2 separate regions of the Homo sapiens genome follow, and region 1 is linked to region 2. Evidence: read pairs that join two places in POLR2A ChIA-PET (ENCODE). Cell type or tissue: HepG2. All regions are shown on one strand. Each heading gives the region's core, and the rest is flanking DNA. Links, peaks and the distances in the headings are about the cores only.

Evidence for each region. ChIA-PET counts read pairs that join two places held together with the same protein. Peaks named below come from ENCODE experiments on the same cell type or tissue, not always from the same donor. Only the 100,000 strongest peaks of a DNase experiment are listed, where the experiment ranks them.
Region 1: POLR2A ChIA-PET joins it to region 2 with 10 read pairs; 2 of 35 experiments call an interaction of 5 or more read pairs at or near these places.

What each region holds. Positions count from the first base shown.
Region 1 is chr17:1,925,186-1,936,220 of GRCh38, forward strand. RTN4RL1 (reticulon 4 receptor like 1) reads right to left here. Exons shown (of 2, transcript NM_178568.4): 2 at 9,492-11,035. Among named protein-coding and RNA genes, the nearest start is that of RTN4RL1-AS1, 87 kb to the right of the region's middle. RefSeq lists enhancers at 6,467-7,032, 7,033-7,597. In HepG2, for the core only: a CTCF peak has its summit at 6,753; a DNase peak (open chromatin) is centred at 7,096; H3K27me3 peaks cover 5,413 bases.
Region 2 is chr17:1,993,451-2,001,450 of GRCh38, forward strand. All of the region lies in intron 1 of RTN4RL1 (reticulon 4 receptor like 1), which reads right to left. Among named protein-coding and RNA genes, the nearest start is that of RTN4RL1-AS1, 20 kb to the right of the region's middle. RefSeq lists an enhancer at 6,535-7,045. In HepG2, for the core only: no CTCF peak of the experiment used is centred there; DNase peaks (open chromatin) are centred at 2,081, 4,031 and 4,731; H3K4me3 peaks cover 3,356 bases; H3K27me3 peaks cover 634 bases.

The DNA.
Region 1 (11,035 bases), core at 2,747-10,746, 66 kb before region 2:
CCAGCTACTCTGGAGGCTGAGGCAGGAGAATCGCTTGAACCCAGGAGGCAGAGGTTGCAGTGAGCTGAGATCACGCCATTGCACTCCAGCCTGGGCAACAAGAGCAAGACTCTGTCTCAAAAAAAAAAAAATTTTTTTTTTGTAGAAATGGGTCTCGCTATGTTACCCAGGCTGTTCTTGAACTCCTGGTCTAAAGTGTCCTTCCTCCTTGGCCTCCCAAAGCATTGGGATTACAGGTGTCAGCCACCACACCCAGCCCAGAATGTACCTATTTTTTATTTATTTTTATTTTTAGTTTTTTTTTGAGACAGAGTTTCACTCTGTCGCCGAGGCTGGAGTGCAGTGGCGCGATCTTGGCTCACTGCAACCTCCACCCTCCGGGTTCAAACGATTCTCCTTCCTCAGCCTCCTGAGTAGCTGGGACTACAGGCGCCTGCCACTGCGCCCAGCTAATTTTTTGTATTTTTAGTAGAGAGGGGGTTTCACCATCTTGGCCTGGCTGGTCTTGAACTCCTGACCACGTGATCCACCCGCCTCAGCCTCCCAACGTGCTGGGATTACAGGCATGAACCACCACACCCAGCCATTTTTTGTATTTTTTGTAGAGACGGAGTCTTGCTATGTTGTCCAGGCTGGTCTTGAGCTCCTGACTCCAAGAGATCCTCCTGCCTTGGCCTCTCAAAGTGCTGGGATTCCAGGCGTCCACTATCTTCCTTTACTTTGTGGAAGGAATTCCCTGTGGCAGCCTCGTGGTACCCTGTAGGAAGAAGGATGATGGGGCCAGGTCTTCTTTCTCTGCCCAGACTACAGGAGTCGGTCACACTGAACATGGGGTCTTTTCAGAAATGAGGATTCAGCTACACCTGTCAAGAAACTGGGGCCACCACCTTGGCCAGTTTGGGAGTTTTCTGTTTGTTTGTTTTTTGAGACGGAGTCTCGCTCTGTCGCCCAGGCTGGAGTGCAGTGGCGCGATCTCAGCTCACTGCAGCCTCTGCCTCCTGGGTTCACGCCATTCCCCTGCCTCAGCCTCCCGAGTAGCTGGGACTACAGGCGCCCGCCACCACGCCCGGCTAATTTTTTGTATTTTTAGTAGAGATGGGGTTTCACCGTGTTAGCCAGGATGGTCTCGATCTCCTGACCTTGTGATCCGCCCGCCTCGGCCTCCCAAAGTGCTGGGATTACAGGCGTGAGCCACCGCGCCCGGCCCAGTTTGGGAGTTTTCTGCCACTGCCCCCTTTTCGTGGTGGGAAGGAAGACAGATGGGAGGGAGCTCTTGGCAGCTCCCTCAGTGACCGGGTGGGCAATCCCAGTCACCTAGTTTGGGATGAGGGGTCAGGACAGCAGAAAGATCTAGGAAAGTCAGGAAGACGGACCTTCTGACTTTCTCTCCAAGGCTTTTTGCACATCAGCTCTTCTGAGCTTGAAGTTCCTGGGAATGAAAAGGAAGATTCCCCCAGACTGGTCCCATCTTAGCCTTAAGGCGCGCAGGATGGGCTCTCCGCCACTTGGATTTCTTCCTCTTGGGCAAAAGGAAGAACAGGGCTGAGCTGAGGAAGAGCTCCGCTCTTGGACTCAGAAGCACAGGTCTGAATAACTAGAAGGACCATTTCTTTCTCTGTAAAGTGAGGATTATAATCCCTTCTCCACACAGGAGGCACTTCTCAGTTGTGTCTGGGAGGGGACTTTAAAAATCTGAAATACGGGCGGGGCGCGGTGGCTCACGCCTGTGATCCCAGCACTTTGGGAGGCCAAGGTGGGCGGATCACCTGAGGTCAGGAGTTCGAGACCAGCCTGGCCAACATAGTGAAACCCCATCTCTACTAAAAATACAGAAATTAGACGGGCGTGGTGGTGCTCACCTGTAATCCCAGCTACTCGGGAGGCTGAGGCAGGAGAATTTCGCTCGAACCCGGGAGCCGGAGGGGTTGCAGTGAACCGAGATCACACCACTGTACTCCAGCCTGGACGACAGAATGAGACTCCATTTTAAAAAAAAAAGAAAGAAGGAAAGAAATGAAGCCACTTTGAGCGTGAAGGGGGAGTGGGCAAAAGGAGGCAGCTTCCATGGTGGCCTCTGGGGAGCCTGAGACCAAGCACTGGGCCTAGCATGAGGTTGGCTGGGGAGGAGAGAGGAGCTCGTGCCGCAGCGGGAGTGGTCACAGGAAGATCCCTCCCCAAGGGGTCCCTGTGAGGCCAGAGGGATGCTCATTTTTGGGGTGGTGTGGAGTGAGTGAGGAAGGAAGGAGGGAGATCAAGTTTGAGGCTGGGGGCAGCCAGCAGGCTTGGAGGTCCCAGCAGCTGTACCCTGGCAGTTTGCAGCCGGGACGTCTCTAAAGCACCTTCTAACTAGAATACCCGACCTCTGCCCGTCTCCCCTCAGTAGGCATGATGCCAAGTGGGAGCCGCTCAAGGTGGCTTTCAGCCTCTTTCCTTTTTCTTTTCTTTGCTTTTTACTTTGTTTTAATATTTTTAGTCTGCTTGCTAAGGACCTTTTTTTTTTTTTTTCTGAGATGGAGTCTTGCTCTCTTGCCCAGGCTGGAGCGCAATGGCACGATCTCAGCTCACTGCAACCTCCGCCTCCCGCATTCAAATGATTCTCCTGCCTCAGCCTCCCAAGTAGCTGGGATTACAGGCGCACGCCACCACGTCCGGCTAATTTTTGCATTTTTAGTAGAGACAGGGTTTCACCATGTTGGCCAGGCTGGTCTCAAACCGCTGACCTCGCGATCCGCCTGCCTCAGCCTCCCAAAGTGCTGGGATTACAGGCATGAGCCACAGTGCCTGGCCAATGAACTTTTTTTTTTTTTGAGACAGGGTTTTGCTGTGTCACCCAGGCTGGCGTGCAGTGGTGTGATCACGACTCTCTGCAGCCTCAAACTCCTGGGCTGGAGCCATCCTCCTGCCTCAGCCTCCTGAGTAGCTGGGACTACAAGCACGTGTCACCACGCCCACCTAATTTTTATATTTTTCATAGAGATGGTATCTCACTATGTTGTCCAGGCTGGTCTTGAACTATGTTGTCCAGGCTGGTCTTGAACTTCTGGCCTCAAGCAGTCCTCCCACCTTGGCCTCCCGAAGTGTTGGGATTACGGGCGTTAGCCACTGTGCCAGTCCTGAGCCTCCTTTCTGAGTGCTCTGGTCACAGGCGAGGAGGCCAGCCTGGGAGTAGCTCCTGGAAAGGGGGCTGGTGCGGAAATTCAGAAGAGCCTGTACCTTAGACTCCCAAAGTGCCAGACACCCGGTGGCACTTTAAATGTCGCAGATAAAACAGTGAGAGACTCTCCTGGCAACAAGCGAGATGAGGGGCCAGGGACCTCAGGGCCTCCGAGGCTCAGATTTGAGATAAAGAATAAAAACATCACAGGACGAGGTGGCTCACGCCTGTAATCCCAGCACTTTGGGAGGCTGAAGTGGGCGGATCACGAGGTCAGGAGTTTGAGACCATCCTGGCCAACACTGTGAAACCCCGTCTCTAATAAAAATACAAAAATTAGCCGGGCGTGGTGGTGGGCGCTTGTAGTCCCAGCTACTCGGGAGGTTGAGGCCGGAGAATTGCTTGAAACCGGGAGGTGGAGGTCCAGTGAGCCGAGATCACGCCACAGCACTCCAGCCTGGGTAACAAGAGTGAAACTCCGTCTCAAAAACAAACAAACAAAAAACAAAAACAACTTGGGGACCCCGTGGTCCCTGGTACAGGGGAGAATGTCAGTGCACCCCAGCCCGCAGGGGGAGTACAGACCCTCCAAGCTCACACTGGACAGGCGAGGCATCGGGTGGGACTAGGGGCTTCCTGCCCTCGACGCCTCCACCCACTCCAAGTCAGATAAACTCCTTTAGGGCCAGGGCTCAGTGGGAAATGCCGCCACTCAGGGCGCAGCCCAGAATCTGCCCACTTATCACACAAGCGTCTGTGTCCCTGACAGATGGCCACCAGCCTGCGTGGAGGGCGGGGCTCAGCCCCACTCTTCACTCTTCCTGAGTGACAGCTGCGTGACAGACTCTGCTGCCTCTCTCCTGACAACTACCATGGCAATTAGATAAAGAGGGATTTGGTTTTCTGCCACTGCCTCCTTGGCTGGTATGTCAGCTGCACATGGGGAGGCCCTCGTGTTCACCCGGCAGTCCCAGCGCTGGCCGGGGCCTTGCACATGGCCAGGGCTCAAATCTGTTTTGTTTTGTTTCTTTTCTTTTCTTTTCTTTTTTTTTTTTTTTTGAGATGGAGTCTCACTCTGTCGCCCAGGCTGGAGTGTAGTGGCGCGATCTTGGCTCATTGCAAGCTCCGCCTCCCGTGTTCACGCCATTCTCCTGCCTCAGCCTCCTGAGTAGCTGGGACTACAGGCGCCTGCCACCACGCCCAGCTAATGTTTGTATTTTTAGTAGAGACGGGGTTTCACCATGTTTGCCAGGATGGTCTCAATTTCTTGACCTTGTGATCTGCCCGCCTCGGCCTCCCAAAGTGCTGGGATTACAGGCATGAGCCACCACGCCTGGCCCGAATCTATTGACTATGTGAATGTCCCACACTAGGCTGCATGAGACTGCACAAGGGAGAGAGGCAGGACGCCGTGCCAGAGAGGCATGTGCACGTGTGTGTGCAAAAGCCTCTCCCTAACGCGGCGCCCGTCTGCATATTTTCCTCCTTCTGCCTGTTTGGCTATACGGCTGCCCCGCAGAGCTGTGCCCTCTCTCTCCAAGTGAGACTGTACATGTGCATCCTTTGGGGTCTTGCTTAGAGACCACCTTCCCCTGCCCATCCAGTCCATGCTATTGTTTCCTCTGTGGGTTTGTCCCCCCGGCCTCTCATCACTGAGCAAGTCTTACGTGGCAATTATCCCTCCAATCTCTCTGGCTGGAGTGGCGCGTGGCCACCTGGATGCTGCCACTCAGAGGGCATTCTTGTCTTGCCAGGGACTGTCCCCAAAGCAGTACCGGGGGTGGGGAGAGGAGACACGAAGCCTGGTGCCTCCTCCCAACCTCCTACCTGTGTAGGCCTCCAGCACTTGTGTTTCCTTCTTCCTTAGAGTCGGTCTCCTGGGAAATGGTGCTTACAGAGATGGAAGAGTTTAATACATCTCTTGCTTCCTCTCTCTTTTCCGAGGCCCTCAGAGGGAGCTGCAGAAGCAGTGGCTGGCGGGGGCTCTGAGGCGCCTGGGTGAGGGAGGAGGGGGGTGGCGTGGAGCCTCAGCCAATTTGGAAAGCACTGTGACCCAAGCACATCTTGCAGCAGCAATGTCAAATTCTGCCGTTCAGGCATGCCATTAGTGTGCACGCTGCCACACAGGAATCGGTGACACAAAGGCACATCCTTCCCCACCCTCCTGGAGCTTAGAAACTAACGGCTCTAATGAGAAATGAGGGCAGAGAGGAGAGAGATGGGGGCGGGCCCCCTCCTTGTGGGCTGGCGCTGGTGTCAGAGGAGGCTGACCCACTTCTTGTGGTGGTGAGGGGCCTTGGCGGCCAGCCCACTGAAATGCCACTTAAACCAGCCGCTGCTCCCTGCACGAGGGTCTCCTTTGTCCAAACCCCTCACTCGGCGCTCTTGGAGAGAGCCCTGTCCCCCTGGTAGTACAGCTACTCTCTCTGCCTCGCTTCCTTTTCTCCCCCAGGGTCCCTTCACCTCATGGGCTCTTCAGGGCCCAGACTCCCCTGCCTTCAGCAGCCCTCTCTGGAGAGACCGGCAGGACCGCGCGAGGGAGGGTGCTCAGGTGGCCATGCGACGCGCCGAGCCTCTCTTCTTTTCCCGGCTTTTTGATTGTGCCGTGAGTTATTTAGCCAACAATAGATGTTTATGTATTTTTTTAGAGCTCATATTTATTAACAGCCTGGGAAGGAGGAGACCGGGAGATTTATACGGAAAGCACGGTGAGTTAAAAGGGACAATTAGAGGAGCAGAAAGATACCGAGCATAGAATTCTAAAGGATATTTTAACGCACAATCAAAGGTTCTTGAGATATTTTCCAAGTAGACAGAAGGTAAAAGAAAATTGGCCCATTACGAGCTGATAGTGGGGGATTGGTGATGGGGATGGAGTCGCGGCTGATGGCTGAACTCCTGCTTAGAGGAAAGTGAAGTTAGAGGGCAAGGCGGGGAGCTGAACCGGGTCAGGAGGCTTCAGAACGGGGGCTGGAAGGGACTCCATCAAAGCATGCACCCACCCCTCCTCAAAGAATGAACACCAGCCAGGTGCGCTGGCCCAGCCTGTAATCCCAGCACTTTGGGAGGCCGAGGTGGGCGGATCTCTTGAGGTCAGGAGTTCGAGACCAGCCTGGCCAACATGGTGAAACCCTATCTCTACTAAAAAGTTAAAAAATTAGCTGGGCGTGGTGGCTCGCACCTACAATCCCAGCACTTTGGGAGGCTGAGGCAAGTGGATCCCATGAGGTCAGGAGTTCGAGACTAGCCTGGCCAATGTAGAGAAAACCCATCTCTATTAAAAATACAAAAATTAGCCGTGCACGGTGGCTTGCTCCTGTAATCCCAGGTTCTTGGGAGGCTGAGACAGGAGAATCGCTTGAACCCGGGAGGTGGAGGTTGCAGTGAGCCAAGATCGCGCCACTGCACTCCATCCTGGGCGACAGAGCAAGACTCTGTCTCAAAAAATAAATAAATAAATAAATAATAAAACAATTAGCCTGGTATGGTGGTGTGTCCCTGTAGTCCCAGCTAATCAGGAGGCTGAGGCAGGAGGATTGTTTGAGCCTCAGGAGGCTACAAATAAACGCAGAGAAAGACTGCCTCCCTAGGTCAGCATAGAGTAGGACAAATAAACGCAGAGAAAGACTGCCTCCCTAGGTCAGCATAGAGTAGGGCCCGGAGGAGCTGGGTCCCTGGCAGAGAGGTGGGTCGGCTCATGGGCTGGTGGGGCCTGCCTGGGAAGCGGGCGTGCATGTCCAGGGGAATTTGCTGAGGGCTCGGTGGCTCCAGGGAGCCTCCGCAGCAAACTCCTTCCCTCTGACCCCAGTCCCTGCAGCTTGCCCTCCACGAGGCCTCCCGGGCTCTCCCGCTCCCCCCAACCTGCTCACAGGCCTTCCTGGAGCCCATTCACCGTGGCGGCAGAGCGCTGGTGATTAGCTGGGTGATGAGTAAACATTTGCTAAATGGGATTCTTGGCTTTTGCAAAGAACAGCCCCGGCAGGAGAGGAGGGGTGCGGTTGGTGGGAGGGGCTCTGGGGCTGGCTGATGGTCACAGCCCGCACAGGCAGAAGCGCCGGGGTGATCTGAGCTGCTCCGAAGTCAGGAGGGGCTGAGGGCGGCCGCGGCTGGGAAGCAGGGAGCGCAGGCCGTGGAATGCTTCCCAAGCTTGGAAGCAGCAGGTGTCTGGGAATGGGCCTGTGGCCCAGGCAGACTTCCAGCGAGCGCTCCAGCTTGCTGGCACCAGGGGAGGATCTGGCTGAGCCCAGGAGGCAAGTTTCCACCATGAAACCCACTGTTGAAGAACCGCGGCAAGGTTGCCACGGTCAGAAACCACGTGCCTATGGACAGGCTGGGGGGGGTGGGCGGGAGGACGACCAGGTCGGGGGGACCGCACAGCCCCTCCACTTCCACGGCAGAGTGGAGTCCCTGAGCAGAGTCCCCTGGGCCGCTCCCATACAGGGCGCGTCTCCCATGCCCTCAGCTGGGAGTGGTTTGTGGATACCCCAGACACAGTGCTGTTACCACCTCTAGCCCTACTCCCCACACTCTTCTCTGGGTGGCTCCTCATCCTCCAAGACTCATTGGAGTGTCACCTCTGCCTGGAAGCCCTCTCTGACTGCCCCCACCCAGCTGAGCTCCTCATTTTGGGGGCCGAGGGGTGCTACCACAAGCGCCAACTCCATACCAGTTGCGAATACTTGTTTCTACATCTAGGCTCTGAGCTCCTTTTGCCCCGAGCCACGTCTTCTCACGTTTATGTCCCCAGAGCCTGGCCAGTGGCTGGACACGGAGGTCCCTGATCAGCCCTTGTTGAATGAACTATGCAGAGCCAGCCAAGCTCTGGGGTCAGGGGAGGAGCTTGTGTGAAAGGCCTTAGAGACCACCAGTGGCCATCCAGCCCCTCCGACAGGGGTGGCTCTGTCCCCATCAGTCCACAGTGGAGGCCTTCAGTGGCCACCCAGCCCCTCCAACAGGGGTGGCTCTGTCCCCGTCAGTCCACAGTGGAGACCACCAGTGGCCACCCAGCCCCTCCAACAGGGGTGGCTCTGTCCCCATCAGTCCACAGTGGAGGCCTGTGTGGCAGGAGGGCTGGGAGGGAGAAGAGATGACTCCCTCTGGGGGTCCAGGGAAAGTGGGAAGATGGCAGCGGAGGGGTGGCCCCCGCCTCTGGGAAGACCACAGGAATCTGCATCTCCATGCCCTGAACCAGACGCAAGGGGCTGGAGCTGGCGAATAGAGAAGCTTTTGCCTCGCCCCTGACGCGTCCAGTTGCTTTGATGTTTGGGGCGATGGTGTCATCATAACTGCGTAGCATGAGCTGCTGAGTGACAACTGATGTCGTCTGCAACAGAGCTGCCTTGATTCCCCCTACCTCTTAGAGGAGAAAGCTGCTAAAAATACCTGGCGTCCTGGGCCCCCACTGCCTTGCCTCTAATAACAGTCGGCAACCAGAGACTGTGCTGTGCTTGACAGAAGCGGATCATTTATAAAACATTAGCATTTCTCGTACTGACATTTCACTTCCATATTACAGGACTTCCTAAGTCTTTTTTTAAAAAAAAAATTAATAAAGTGCTTAGACTCTTGATTTTCCCACTGAGGGCCTTGCTGTCTGAAGCTGGAAATGAAATCAACAACACAACAACATCCTTGGGTTCTAAGGGACAGCCAGGCCCTAGCACCTCGGCCTGGGTCAGAGCCTGCAGGCCACAGGGGAGCAGGTGCAGGCTGAGGATTCTTTGGTCTGCAGTCACTGGGCTCCCTTTAGTGAATGCCCCAAGCCTCATACTGAGGAGGATTTGTCCAGCCAGGCCTGAAAACACAGCCTTCCTCCCTCTATCCGGGGAACCCTCTCCTTTCTCTGAAGCCAGAGAGACGTGTGCAGTCTCCAAGCCCACCCACAGCTGTCCGGGTGGGTCCCTAGCCTCCTGGAAAACTCCTTGGGCCCCAGGTACTGACTGTTTCCTTGCAGCCGCCCGTCCCCACCAGCCGCCTGCCGGGCGCCCTGAGGATCAGTCACTTAGCCATTGCTCCGGAGACTCCCGGGAATAGGCCAGGAAGGACCCAGGACCAGCCTCCTCCGGGGAGAGCCACGGAGATGGTGCCGACCCGGGGCAGTCAGAATGTGGAAAGTGAATCATGATCTGTGCGGGCAAGGGAAGTGCCACGAAACGGAGCACCAGGGTGTGCGTGCTCTCATGTGTCCCGTGAATCAGTGCGCCCCTGCCCCCTGCGGCTCCTCCCGCCAACAAATGTGCTGTGTTCCCAGAGCTGTGCCCGGCCAGGCTCGCCCACCCACAGAAGCCCAGGATCTGCCACCTGTCGGGAATGCGGGGTTAGGAAATGAAAAACAGGGTTCTTGTCCAAGATCATTTATTGTTATTATTATTTTTCTCTCTTAATTGGATTCAGCGTTTCTGGCTCCTCACACACATCCTCTCTGGTGGGGGATTCAGGTTTGTGCAAAGCACAAAGGAGCTTGTACCCACCTGGGCCCCCGGCCAGCAGCACGGCCGGCTTTGATCGGAGCCCCTCTTCCCTGTCCGGGCTCGCCTGCCCCAGTCCCTGCTTCTGACCCCTGAGTCCGGCCTCCCGAGCCTCTGCCTGCACCCTGAGCATCCCCAGGACGGCTGGGAGGGCCAGGTCTTCCGTGATGCAGAAGTGCCTGAGATGGTTCATGAAATGCCCTCATTGTTCCCCTTCTGCTAAGGCCCCCGACGCCTCCCTCCTGCTGTCCCACACAGGGCCCTTGCTGGGTCACACACCAAACAGCCTCAAGGAAAAATTCAGCAGCTGAGCCGTGCGGGAGGCCTGGGCTCAAGCCCGGAGTCTCCTTGGCCCGTCCAGGCCGTCACTGACCAAACGCTAGGCTGACGACACGGTCCGACCCTTTGGACTAACACTGTGGATGCTGCCTGGCCTGCTGGTTTCCAGATCCCAAAGCCCCTTCCTTCCCCTTCTCCATCTCGCTCACCCTCGGGGCCTGGCTCCCTCATATACAATAAGCTGCTTCTCACTTCTCACCCTGAAGCCAACAGCTACGACAGCAGGGGTGACAGGGCGCTCCAGGGTGGCAGACAGGCTTGTGTTGCATATAAAAACAAGGTGATGCTCTAAATATCTAAGAATATTGGTCCCCCAAAGTGACTCTTGCTGCCTCCCCCTTCCTCACCGTCCCGCCGACACCTTGCCCCAGGCCCTTGGCAAGGCCAGGTCCCTTGGAGACTATCGTTGCCAGTTTGGGATTCTAGACAAAAATTCTATCACTTTGTTTTTGCTAGAAATCACCAATACAATCCTTAGTTCAGCAAATACAGTTTTCTGTATAGTTTATAAACATGAAAAGACGTACAGTTAGGTAACGGAGTGGGAGGGGGACTGTGCATTTGTGTATATATATATATATATATATATATATATATATATATATATATGTAGAGTGTGAATATATATAAGTGGACGTAGTTAGTTATAAAACTGCACCTTCTGTGAGAACCTCATTGCCCGGGATGAAGTTCTAGATTTCAGCCTCTGATGATCTTTCCTTTGGTAATTGGTTCTTGGACCCCAGCAGTTGGACCTGGGTCTGCCAGGGTTGCCTGAGACATCAGGAATGAGAGGCGCTACCCCCGAGGGAGGGGCTGAAGGTGGAGTAGGATAGAATTCAGGGCAGGGTGACTGGCCTCAGGCAAGAGCCAAGATGCCACCTGCTCGTGTGTGCCCAGACTGCTGGCCACCCAGCCTCGTGGGTGAGCCTCATTTGTTCTTCTCTGCGTCCTGCTTTCTCCAGGAACCACGGGGCCCTCCAGACCTCTCGGAACGATCGGGATTCCACAGAGCCCCGGTGCCGCCGTCGGGGGCAATTGTCCCACTGTTGCCAGTGGAGGATGCACTTGGAGT
Region 2 (8,000 bases), core at 1-8,000:
TGTGAAATGGGCTAAGCACTTGTTCTAACAGGATTACTGTGAGGAGTAAGCAAAATAATGGATTATTTATGAGTTTTTTGTTTTGTTTTGTTTTTACAGACCTGCTTTATTCTTAAACTTATTTCGGCAGTTGAGATAATATATGTAAAGTGTCTGGCACATAGTAACGGTTCAATAAAGCATCCGTTCCCTTCCCCTACCCTTCCATCAGAGTGGTCATCTTTGAACCCAAGTCCCCCATTGCAAAGCACTGCCATTACTTGAAACAATTCTGGAACTTCCTCGTGAGAAAACTGGCTCAGTTGGTTAGGGTGCCATCGCGTTTTGAATCTCAAAAAAAAAAAAAATTCCGATAACAAAAACAAATCACATTCTGCAAATTGCTCAGCCCCTGTATTCACAACACACAGCTTCAAATTACTTTTGGCCTTTTCCAAAAAATCAAACCCACCCTCAAAGGTCAAGGATTCACCACTGCCAAGGCTATTAAGAGGAAAATGCTGTGAAATCTGAAGCAATTTCCCAAGAAGAACTCATCAAGTTTTAAGCAAGCACAGCAGAACTGGTAGAAAAACAAAGCCCCCCAGTCCCCACCCCCGGCTACGCTGAACCACCCCGTTCCTCAGGACACGTGCACTCGAACCTCGCCGCTCCGGGTCCCAATCTGTGGATTGCTTTCCCCAGTCTCTGGAGTAAGATCTCATTTTGCTGCCTCTGAGAAGAGTGTGCCCAGGTGGAATTCACAGGCGCTGGGAGCTTGAGGGGGAAGTGATGGGCAAGAGCTGGGGAGGACAAAGCGGCTTTCACTCCATCCCTTATGGGGATAGTGAGGAGGGAGTCCAGGGACAGGGGGCCAGCAACTAGATGCCTTGGGGGCACAGCCATGTCTCCCCTGTGCTGAGCCCACCGTGTTACAGAGGACCTACCAGCTCTCCCAGCCAGGGACACACTTGGTCCCTCCTCGGGCAAAAGCAGGGCGAGTACTGCCCAAGTCCTGAATATCCTCGGCCTCATCCCCTGATATTCTCAATTCTCAGGTCAGAAAATGCCAAGGGGCCTGCTCCATCCCCTTCCCACCAGCTTGCGAGCTTATCAAACCCACAATTTGGGAGAAGGTCCTGCCACTACCTAACTTCACAGAAGGCAGAGGACAATGAGTCTGAGTGAAGATGCTGGAGTCAGCCAGGCCTGGATTCCAATCCCAGCTCCGCCACTGACAGGCCCGGTGACCTCGGTCAACACAAGCAGGCTCTGCTGCCTCCCACCTCCAAGCCTCAGTTTCCTTCTCTAGGAAAGGGGATAATACACGCTTGCGTTGGGGGAAAGGTGGTTAAAAAGGAGGCTTATAAAGATTAAATGACGGCCAGGTGCAGTGGCTCATACCTGCATATAATCCCAGTACTTTGGGAAGCCGAGGTGGGAGGACTGCTTGAAGCCAGGAGTTCAAGACCAACCTGGCCAACATAGTAAGACCCCATCTCTAAAAAAAAAAAAAAATCATGAAATGAGATGACAGAGGCTGTCAACAGATGGCCAGAAATACTCCCAAGGCCCTGTGTCTGGAGCATGTGGTTCCCCTGTGCTTACAGGGGCCCTGGGACCATGCTCAGAGCCCACAGTGATGGAATGAGCCTCTCAGGCCCCAGCAGCCCACTGAGCTCTCACTGCAAAAGGTAGGCATGGGGCCGAGTGCAGGGGCTCACACCTGTAATCCCAGCACTTTGGGAGGCCAAGGGAGGCCAAGGCGGGTGGATCACCTGAGGACAGGAGTTTGAGACCGGCCTGGCCAACATGGTGAAACACCGTCTCTACTAAAAATACAAAAATTAGCCGGGCATGGTGGTAGGTGCCTGTAACCCCAGCTACTCGGGAAGCTGAGGCAGGAAAATCACTTAAACTCGGGAGGCGGAGGTTGCAGTGAGCCGAGATTGCGCCATTGCACTACAGCCTGGGTGACAAGAGTGAAACTCTGTCTCAAAAAAAAAAAAAAAAAAAAGATAGGCATGGCAGGGGAACCTCTACAGCCAGGAGGGCCTAAGCTTGGCTCTGGAAAGACCTTTGTCCTTTGCTCACTCTCCTCGTCCTTACAGGCTCATACCCCAGATGAGGGAGCTGACTCTCACTGTCGCCGGAAGTCCCACCTGCCAGAAGGCGTAGAACAACATGGTTCTGCCTGGCACTGCGTGCTGAAGAAATACCCCTGGATCATTATCATCCCCCTCAGATGGCTCGCTGCAAGATCTACCATCAAAGGTAAACAAGTCCTTATCTTCTTGCTAATTGGTTCGAATCGATTGACTTTATAAGTGGGTCTAATGTGCAACTGGTGAGAGATGGCCTATGTGCCGAGCAACCCATGCACTTAACTAGCTGTCGCTCAAGCACGGAACAAGGCATATTAACCCAAATTTCTCAGACCGCCTTCTCCTGAGAGGCTGCAGAGCCAGCGTCTCCCCTGTTGGGCTCATATTTGCTGGGTCAACAGGCCCGCTTAGAGGCACCTGGATGCTGTTAGGCGGGTGGCGATAACACTGGTGTAGGTTCCTTGGCGAGGTGAGGGCGTGCTGAGCCTGTGACAAGCATCCCTGGGCCCTGCCCTGCCCTGGCTCAGGCTGCCTGGCAGGAGAAGGGACTGAATCCCAAGTGTTGGCAGGGGAGGAGCAGGAAGGCAATTTTCCCGGTACTCTCATCATCTGCCTTCCATGTGCCTTTTGATGTGTTTCCTTACTCGGCTTTCTCCCAGGAAAGCTTGAATCTGTCTCATTGAACCCATCTCTGAGGCCAGGTCACTGCTGCTTTCCAGGTGAGAGCTGATGTTCAGTCTTTTATCACTGCCAGTGTCTGAAATAGTCCAGAAACTGGTAAAGACAACAGACACCAGGAGATGACCTAAAAATCTTGGGCAGAGTACGGGTGAACAGCAGCTCTCCCCACCTCCCCTCCCCCCCGGCCCAAGGTCCCCCTGCAGAGGGCTGGCTGCTGCCCTCCCCCTGAGAAGCGGCCAGCTACCCCCAACTTTTTTCTGCTCTATTAATAAACCTCAGCTGAGATCCTTGTGACCCCCCTCTTCCGGATGTGATCCTCGCTGCCTTGCCTTATCAGCCTTGCTTTTCACAAGCTCTTAAATTCATGAGAAAAGGGAAAAAGTGAAATCAGATAGAAATGCAGGTCTGTTTGCTGTTTTCTCCAATGAAATGGTTCTGGGTAAACAGCAGACGCCTTTGATGAAATCCCAGCAGGCTTAAACAATAAAGCTGGTTACAAACTCAATCTGGCGGAGATATCAGATCTGAAATTGTTTCAAAAAACATGTCAACATTTTCTAATGCTCCTAAAAAAAACCTTCCTGGGCTGCCCACTGTGGAGTCTGGGTCTCGGAGACAGGACGGGGGCCACCCCAGCCTCTGCCCAGGCCAGCTGGGACTCTGTGCACAAAGAACCCAGGAGCAGGCTATTCCTGGTTGCTGGGGGCCCTGCCAGCTGCAGATGTGTAAATGGCCACTTCAGTCATAACCCAAGCCAGGCAGGGGACCAGCCACCCTTGTGTACACCACTGCACCATCCCCCGCAACCAACCTGGCCTCCCCGCCTTCCCCCTTAACTATCTTCCATTCTCCACACTGCAGCCAGCAGAGGCTTTTAAAAATGTAAATCAGATCATGTCATTCCTTTGCTTAAAACCTCTAATGCATTCACACTGCACTTAGAACAAAATCCAAACTCCTCCGTGGCCCACGAGACCTTCAGGGATCTGCCGCTCACTACCTGCTTCTTCACTCACGACAATCAACCTCACTGGCCTTCCTCGCAAATTATTTCCTGCCTCTGGGCCTTTGCACTTCCTACAGACTTTGTCTGGGATGCTTTTTCCCCAACCCATCGTCCTCAGCCAGCTCCAGGACCAGCCCAGCTGATGTGGCTCCTCTCCCGGCCAAGTACAATATCACATTAACAGTTTTATTCTCTACACTGAGTCCAACCACGATCTGAAATCATCGCATGTGTTTACTTATTAACTGTCGCTCTCTGGAATGCGATCCCTCTGCAGGTCTGAACTTGTCTGTCTGGTAGTCGACAAGTATGACTGGCCCATAGTAGGTGCTCAATCATAAACCACTGCATGAATGAGCAGTGAGGATGTCACCGTCCCCTCTAGGTATTCCCCAGGCAATGCCCAGGAAATCGGGAGCACCACCAGCACACTAAGGTATCCTACTCCAAGGTACAGGAACACCTCGCCAGCCTCCCTCTAGGGCACCCCTAGCTGCCCCTGCCCCACCCAGGCCTCATCCAAGCCCCTGCTGGCTTTAAACCACTAGGACTCGGAGGTCAGGCCTGAGCCGGGGCTGGGAGGTCCCCGCCCCCTTCACAGCCCTCCTACTCGGGCCTGCATCCCCGCAGACCCCCGACCCCAGCTGACGCCCTCTGAGAAGGGAGGTGACAAGGGCAGGCCGGCAGGGGCCGGCGCGCTCCTCGCAGGCCTTCTGGGGAAAGCGTGGGCGCAGGTGCCTTCGGTTGGGCTCCTGGGTCTGGGGCCTGGGGGCGGGCAGCGATGTCCCCCTCAGGGTGCCGGGCGCCCCACCCCCACCCCCGCCTCCGCCCCAGGCCGCGATCGATCCCGGCCTCTCCCGGCCTCATTACCGAGGGAGAGCTGCCGGGGCTGGCAGGGGAGCCAGACGGCGGCGGAGGGGGCGGGGAGGCCTCCTTGGCTCCCTGGCCCGGATTAAATATTTACTATGTTTTGTTTGGCCTTTGGGGGAGGGGCGGGGAGGGCTGTCGCATTGATCCGGAGCTGCAGGGCGAGGGCGGTGCCCAGACCCGGCGCCCCAAGGCCTCCCGCAGGCCGACCCGAGCCGAGCGCGCCCTTTGGGCACCGGCCCCGCCCGGGAGGGTCTTCTCGCTCTAGAGCCGGGGGCCCGCGCTGAGAGATCGGGGTTACCGCGCGGGGAGCCGCGGCCGCGCTGGGATCCGTTCCCTCTCGCGGGAGCCGCCGGCCGGGGATCTGCGCACCCCACGCGCCCCGCTCGGGTCGGGCCTCCCCTCCCCGCGGCTGCCCCCGGGCCGGCCACCGCTGCCCAGCGCGCAGGTCCCTGCCGGATCCCCGGCGGCTTTCCTGCCCCCACTTTACAGACGTGAACGCTGAGGCGGAGGGTGGGGGACGTGGGGCCGGCTCGCCTCCTCCTGGGCTCGCCGGGATGTGGCCTCCGAGGTCGCCGCGGCGCTTTCCTGCCCAAGCTGGCGCTGCCGGAGCGCCCGGGCCCCGCTCCCCTCACGGGCCTCGCAGCACAGACGGGGACAGGGGCGGCCTCGCGCGCACGGGGACCCCGGGGTGGGGGTGGGGGTGGGGCTCTGCGAGGGCCCTAAAAACGCTGGGGACGCGGGTTTGACGCACTTTCCCGGCAGCCGAAGACGACCCCGGAGCCCCTTTATTCTCTACGCGCTCATCCCACGCGCAGAACAGACACAGGCCCTGCCCTCACCGAGGGTTCCAGTCGGCTGTGCACAACTGAAGAGCTGCTCCCCCTTCCCTGCACGATGCCATCCTCTCACACACAGGGCGGGGACCACTCCACAGCCCCTTACAGCGATGTTCACTCGCCCCAGAGAGCTGCTCACGCCAGTCTACACCAGACACATGCGCGATCACACACACACACACACACACACGCTGCACTGAATGTGTGCTCATCATACACACACACACACACACACACCGGCCGGGCGCGGTGGCTCACGGCTGTAATCTCAGCACTTTGGGAGGCGGAGGCGGGCGGATCACGAGATCAAGAGTTGGAGACCATCCTGGCCAACATGGTGAAACCCCGTCTCTACCAAGAATACAAAAATTAGCCGGGCGTGGTGGCGCGCGCCTGTGATCCCAGCTACTCGGGAGGCTGAGGCAGGAGAATCACTTGAACCCGGGAGGAGGAGATTGCAGTGAACCGAGATCGCGCCACTGCACTCCAGCCTGAGCAACAGAGCAAGACTCCGTCTCGAAAAAAATAAAACACACACACACACACACACATGAACTGCCCCATCCCTATCCACGTATGTGCACATGCAGCTCCCAACACCCATACACAAAGAGCTGTTCACCCACTGCCACCCTGTACATGTCGGTGTACACACAAGCACACACGTACACAGAACATCCAGCCTCTTCTTCCTGTCCCTGCACACATGCACAAATACACACTGCAGTGCCCACTCCCTATACATGCCCCCCCCACACACACACGCACAGGCACACACACTCTTGCGTGCTGACTGCAGGCGGCTGGGGAAGAGCTGCAGCCTCCAGCCCTGCTCCTATTTAAAGAGAGGCATTGCTGGAAAAGGAACAAAAGCAAAGCTGGCTATAAATAGCCACCTCCCTCCCGGCTTTTCCTGCCCTCCGGCCTCACGGCCTTGCCTCTTCTCGCCTCTCCTCTCCTGTCTAGGGCCCAGAGCAGCTGGGGCAGGCCTGTCCCCAGGGGGGCAGGCAGTGGGGCCCTGGAGGCCAGGTGGCCAAGTGCTGACCACTGGGCAGGCCAGGGTCCCTGGGCCTGGATGGGTGCAGGGGCACAGGCCGGCCATCTGCAGCCAGCCCTGTGTGCATGTACCCAGCACAGAGGGAGGGAAGCCTGCCTGGGCCAGGGCTGCTGCCTCAGCAGAACTGCAAAGGCTGACAGCTGTGTCAGGGAGAAGGCGTGTCTGCCAAGTAGCAGCCACCGCTGCCCCAGGTGTCCCTACCCAGCCCGGCCAGGCCTTTCCTAGTTTGCTTCCTGGGTTGGCTCCTGGAGCCCAGAGCCAAGGATATTGGGTGCCTTGTTAGGAAGCAGGATGGGGCAGAGGAAGGAATGTCAGGACGGGAGGCAGGGAAGGGACACAAAGTCCTACTTTGGGTTCCAGTTTTTGTTTGTTTGTTTGTTTAAGATGGAGTCTCTCTCTGCCGCCCAGGCTGGAGTGCAGCGGCATGGTCTCGGTGCTACCTCCACCTCCTGGGTTCTAGCGATTCTCAAGTCTCAGCCTCCCGAGTAACTGGGATTACAAGCACATGCCACCATGTCCAGCTAATTTTAGTATTTTATTTATTTATTTATTTATTTTGAGACTGATTTTCGCTTTTCTTGCCCAGGCTGGTGTGCAATGGTGCGATCTCGGCTCACCTCCGTCTCCCAGGTTCAAGTCATTCTCCTGCCTCAGCCTCCTGAGTAGCTGGGATTACAGGGGCGTGCCACCACGTCTGGCTAATTTTTGTATTTTTAGTAGAGATGGGGTTTCGCCATGTTGGCCAGGCTGGTCTTGAACTCCTGACCTCAGGTGATCCGCCCAGCTCAGCCTCCCGAAGTACGGGGATTACAGGGGTGCGCCACTGCAGCTGGCAGGGTTCTGGTTCTATTACCTACGGGTCCAGCAGCCTTGGGCAAGGCTCCAAATCATGCCACCCAGCCTCACCTTCAGCCCCTCTTGGAGGGATGGTGGGAATACTGCATGGAAACAGCTGTGGCTCGCAGGCCTTTGTGAGCTGTGGAGGGTCATGGAATAGGAGACGTGACAGGCTGCCCTCTGTGTCTGAGAATCACTTGATAAAGATAACAATAATAATGTTTTTCATTTACTTTTTTTTTTTTTGTAGTGATGGGGTCTCACTATGTTGCCCAGGCTGGCATTGAACTCCTGGGTTCAAGTCATCCTCCCCTCTCAGCCTCCCAAAGTGCTGGGATTACAGGTGTGAGCCACCACGCCTGGCCTTTCATTTACTTTGTATTTTCCATGTGCCAGACACTGGACTATGTTTAGCTTATTTGATCCTCTGGGTTTTTTTTTGAGATGGAGTCTCACTCTGTTGCCCAGGCTGGAGTGCAGTGGTGTGATCTGGGCTCACTGCAAGCTCCGCCTCCGGGTTCACACCATTCTCCTGCCTCAGCCTCCCGAGTAGCTGGGACTACAGGCGCCCGTCACCATGCCCTGCTAATTTCTTTTCGTACTTTTAGTAGAGACGGGGTTTCACCATG